2 separate regions of the Homo sapiens genome follow, and region 2 is linked to region 1. A link is an interaction called in ENCODE POLR2A ChIA-PET data of the cell type or tissue named here. Cell type or tissue: PC-9. All regions are shown on one strand.

Evidence for each region. ChIA-PET counts read pairs that join two places held together with the same protein. Peaks named below come from ENCODE experiments on the same cell type or tissue, not always from the same donor. Only the 100,000 strongest peaks of a DNase experiment are listed, where the experiment ranks them.
Region 2: POLR2A ChIA-PET joins it to region 1 with 8 read pairs; 8 of 35 experiments call an interaction of 5 or more read pairs at or near these places.

The regions. Positions count from the first base shown.
Region 1 is chr3:197,301,371-197,303,870 of GRCh38, reverse strand. DLG1-AS1 (DLG1 antisense RNA 1) reads right to left here. Exons shown (of 3, transcript NR_038289.1): 3 at 120-1,343. Among named protein-coding and RNA genes, the nearest start is that of DLG1, 4.0 kb to the right of the region's middle. In PC-9, no CTCF peak of the experiment used is centred here; a DNase peak (open chromatin) is centred at 980; H3K27ac peaks cover 1,524 bases.
Region 2 is chr3:197,427,862-197,430,361 of GRCh38, reverse strand. All of the region lies in intron 3 of LOC105374308 (a long non-coding RNA gene), which reads left to right. Among named protein-coding and RNA genes, the nearest start is that of LINC02012, 81 kb to the left of the region's middle. In PC-9, no CTCF peak of the experiment used is centred here; no DNase peak of the experiment used is centred here.

The DNA.
Region 1 (2,500 bases):
TGACTTGTGCCTTATTTTATCTGAATCTCACTCAGCCTCTCTCTTTTCTCTTTCGCTTAGTCTTTCTCTATCTCTGTCTCTCTCTCACACACATATACACCACTCTGTGCCCAGTGTTTTTTGTTTTGTTTTGTTTAATTTAGAAAAGGAGCCAAGTAGAGAAAAAGCAGCATAGATTAATCGAAGAAACAATGAACTAATGTTCAGCCCAGCTCCAGCCAGCTGTGGGGTCCTAAACCAAGTTATCTCAGTTTCCTCTTCCTCTGTGCTCTCCTTTGCAAAGTGGGAGACCATAACCAACGAGTTTATCTTATCGGTTGCTGTGGACCTGCAGTGAGTTAAATCTGCCTTTGAACACTGTATGAGAGGCTATACCACTCTCCGGATAGACCAGTTTACACGGGAGGCAGTTATTAGTCCTATGCTGATTTAGTACTCCATTATACCACACTCCAGGAATCTTAGGGTGGCTCTTCCATTAAAAAGCATTAATTCAGTGCCTAACTACCTATCATGGAGATGGTCAACTGTCCACATTTTAAAGGGAATTGGTTTCAACCTGTAGCTTTTATTCTGTTAAGAATTATCTATGAGAAAGAGATCAGTCTTGGTACCACCAAAACTGGGTAGAACGAATTCTTGATGTAGACTAAAGGGTGCTAATACCATTTCAGTATTCAGCAGGGACTGAGGTTTCAACAGCTTAGAACTGTGGTCTCAGAGGTCACGTGGTTCAACCTTATGTCCTGGGTATCTACCACCCTCTGACACAGAATCCTTGCTGGCTTCATTCAGCACCTTCCTGATTAAAAAAAAAAAAAAATTTCCACTACCTTGAGGCAGCTCTTTGGAATTTTGGACAGTTTCTGACAACTCATGTTAAGGAAAAACTTCCTGTGTTTGTCCATTGGTTGAATTTTCATCCATTGACTGTACTTGCCCACTGGGTACACAGAATAAGCCTGTTTGATGACTGCAGCTCCCTGGAGACTTCTGTTTTTCCAATGAAATGGCCCTAGATTGTACAGTTGTTTCCTGATTGCTGTGGTTACTCTCTTCTTTCCACATGCTGGTTTGTTCAGATTCCTTTAAAAGCGTGCTGCTAAGCAATGCCCCCTAGGCTCTCATGGAGGTCTGACCAATATGTCCACTTTCAACATACTTGACACTGTTCCTCTTCCTGCAGCCTAAGCTGGCATAAGCTTTTTTGACAGCATTAAATCCTTTCCTTTTAGTGATTGCCTTGGCACAGGCAGCATGCTGCTACCCTGCTGGAGTGAAAGCAAAAGATGCAGCGGAGTCTGGCAGGACCTGGACACCTTCATAGATTTATAAGCTGGGGCCTAGATGGAGGAGAAGACAAAGACAGAGATGTGAAGCTGCAAAGGTGGCTTGGGCAGGATGGTTGGGAAGGGAAGGGTTGGAACTTAGAGACAGTATCTTTGACATTGACTCTCTGACATTTCAATAAAAGAATGGGAAATCTGAGCCTTTCCCCATGGTCTTTGACTCCGAAGCCTTTTAAGCTCTTCAAAAGGCAAGTTAACTTGGAGCTGGAAAGTGAACAGCTTTACCTGCTAGTATTTTGTTGAAGTAACTTCTTCTATTCGTCTATCTAACTATCGATAGACAGACAGATAGGACAGATATAGATAGATAGATAGATAGATAGATAGATAGATAGATAGATAGATGATAGATAGATAGATAGATATAGTGTGTGTGTATATATATATATATTTAATGAGGAAGTTGGAAAATTAGATCCAATATTGTGTCCTATTCAATGGCAGCTGCTCACTGCACAAAGTAAGGAAAACTTTGAGGAAATAAAAGTTGCTTAGAAAAATCCAGATGTCAGGGCTGGGTGCAGTGGCTCACACCTGTAATCCCAGCACTTTGGGAGGCTGAGGCGGGTGGATCACGAGGTCAGGAGATCGAGACCATCCTGGCCAACATGGTGAAACCCCGTCACTACTAAAATACAAAAAATTAGCTGGGCGTGGTGGCACATGCCTGTAGTCCCAACAACCCAGGAGGCTGAGGCAGGAGAATAGCTTGAACCCGGGAGGCAGAGGTTGCAGTGAGCCGAGATCGTACCACTGCACTCCAGCCTGGCAACAGAGCAAGACTCGGTCTAAAAAAAAAAAAAAAGAAAAGAAAAATCCAGATGTCATTGCTTTGTATGTTGTGATGATGTGGTAGCCAGCTCCAAGAAGATGGCCTCCAGTGAGTCTTACTTTCTGGTATTCATATCCTTGAGGCTGATCTAAGTAACTGATCGGATATTATGGAGTATGCTATGGTCTGAATGTTTGTGTCCTTCTTAAATTAATACGTTGAAATCTTCACCTTCAAAGTGATCATATTAAGAGATGAGGCTTTTGGGAGGTGATTAGGTCTTGAAAGTGGAGCTCTTCTAAATGGGATTAGAGCCTTTATAAAAGATGCCAGATAGAGCTTGTTAGTCCCTTGCACCATGGGAAGATGTAGCAAGAAG
Region 2 (2,500 bases), 130 kb before region 1:
CACCACACCTCACTAATTTTTTTGTGTATTTTTAGTAGAGATGGGGTTTCACCGTGTTGGCCAGGAAAGTTTTGTTCTCCTGACCTCGTGATCTGCTTGCCTTGGGCTCCCAAAGTGCTGGGATTACAGGCATGAGCTACCGCGCCTGGCCGCAGAGGTCCTGCTGAGTCAGGGTATCTGGCTTCAGGATGTGGCTTGAGCAGGTGACTCTGGGTGAACTGGGATTGTGCTGCTTCTCTGTTTAAGATTCTTTTATACCACAGTGGGAGAGTCTTAGATAATTTTTCAAGTCCCTTCAAAGGAGAAGATGCCAGGATTTGGAGAGCTTGTGTGTTTCATCTCTGTGAACACCCTGTCATGGAGGGTCTGCACTAACTAGTGTGCTGGGTCCATGCTGAATAGAAGAGGGAAGTAGGCCTGGAGAGTCTCAGAGTAATGGCGGCTTCCTGGTGCTCCTGCTCCTACCTAACTCTTGGTGTCTCCTTTCAGGACTAGGTGGGGAGTCTCTGGGGACTGAGGCACTTCCAGCCCTCGAATAAGTATTCCCAGGAAATGTACCTTCACCCCCAAGTCCTAAGCAGATCCCAGCATGTCCAGGCAAAAGTAGGGAGTCGTATTGAGAACAAATGAACAAATGGATGAGGCTGTGACCTGAATTGATGCCACACACCTTGCAGCTTCTTCCCGCCTCCCTCAGCTCCCCGATATCTCAGACTCAGAGTTTAGGGGGAGCTTCTGATGCTCTGGATGGGGACTATTACTTGGGTGGGAGGGAAGGGAAGGTTTACTGATAACATAAACATGATCCTAGCAACTTGTAGATGTTAACTAAAACCTGTGCACAGAAGATCAGAGAATTTCTCTTTTGAAGGCTGAAGGGAAGAGAGAGCAAGTTTGTCTCCTCTGCTGCCAGAACAGAGCGGGGCACCCTGAGTTTATCCCATCTTTGTCCTGGTCTGTTCCTATTGACAAGAGAGGCTCCAGGTCTCACCCCCTATCCCCCAGGTAGGAGGGTAAGCCCACTGCACTGGGGTTTCTAATTTCGGGGGTAATCCCTTCCTTCCATGCCAGGCAGGAGGGTGGGGAGACCCCTCTATCCAAGTCTTTGATCTGGGTTGGAGCAAAAGAGAAGGACTTCTATAAAACTGTCAGGGAGATGGGAAGGGGGCTTGAAAGAGAGGTTGTAAATGGGCAGTTCACCTTTGATCACCCGCCCCAGATCCTTTTTATAGCCCAGGATTATGGGTTTAGAAGTGCGCTTCGTGTGTCCCCGAAGGAATCGTGTGACTTAAGAACATTGTTCTTAAAGTTCTTACATTGTTCTGAAAGTTCAGAGAGACTGCACACAAAGGACTTTCGTTTTCATTAAAAAAGGAGAAAGAAAAAAGAAAAAGAAAACATCAGCTCAAATCATGCAGCGATCCCTAAGTTAGTAATAAACTGGAAACCCAGTCTGTTTCTTTCCATGTAATAGGATACTTTCTGGCCTGGTAATTCCACTAAAATCTATTAAATGATGAAGGTACAAGATATATTTTTATTCCCCATTCCCCTGCCCTCCAGACAAAAGAAGGAATTTGCTGTCTATTATTGCTAGATTTTTATTTCCTGCTGTTAAAACGTCAGAGAAACAGAAGCTTAATTGTCTGAGTTTTGTCACTTGGGTATAAAGAGATGTTAGAGCTGACTGCTAATTTCCAATTTGTTTAATGTGTGTGGTCAAATACTTCGCAGACAAACTGATTCATCATGGCTGTATCTCTGTGTGTTTCCACACGTCTCTATCCCCTCCCACCTCCATCACCACTCAAAGAGAAGGAAAGTTTGCAATCTGTTGTTCATCTTAAACTCTGCTCAGTCTTTTGCTGGGAAATATAAACAGCTTCCCGCCAGTGTTGAGGGAAAGTTTGTGATTTAGGAGAAGCAAGCGTCTTTTCAATGTGGCTGGTTGTAGCCACCGCCCTTCTCCTTGCTCAGTGAGCCCTGCTCTCTCAAGCAGCATAGCTGTGAACAGCCCTGTCCCCAAGCCGCACTAGTTGCCACACCCTGGGAACGCCCCTTTTCCTGCCACAGCCCTGGCTTCCCCTGCGTGTGCATCAGCTGGAAGGCTAAGTCAGATCTCTGTGAAGCTGGAAAGCTTGCCTGGCATCTGTCACATTTCAGCTGCCACCCAGGCCCATTCCAAGCCCACTGGAGTCACGTGGAGCAATCTCTTCCTTGTCTAATAAGCACCTTTGTTCTATGATTCTTGGTACCTACCTCCTTCTCCAGCATCTTTGGCCCTCACTAAGGTGGAAGCAGAATCCACTACTCCCTTAGCCAACATTGAGCCATGGGGCCCAGAGAGTGGGTCGGCAGCAGGTCTAGCCCAATTACAGAATTACCCAGTCCATCATTGTCTCCGAGTGGGGACAACCAGCATCTGCTGGACAGTTAGGACATTCTTTCTTGCGGTGAGATGGCGACAGAACTAAATTCCTGCACAAGTCACCGACAGCCA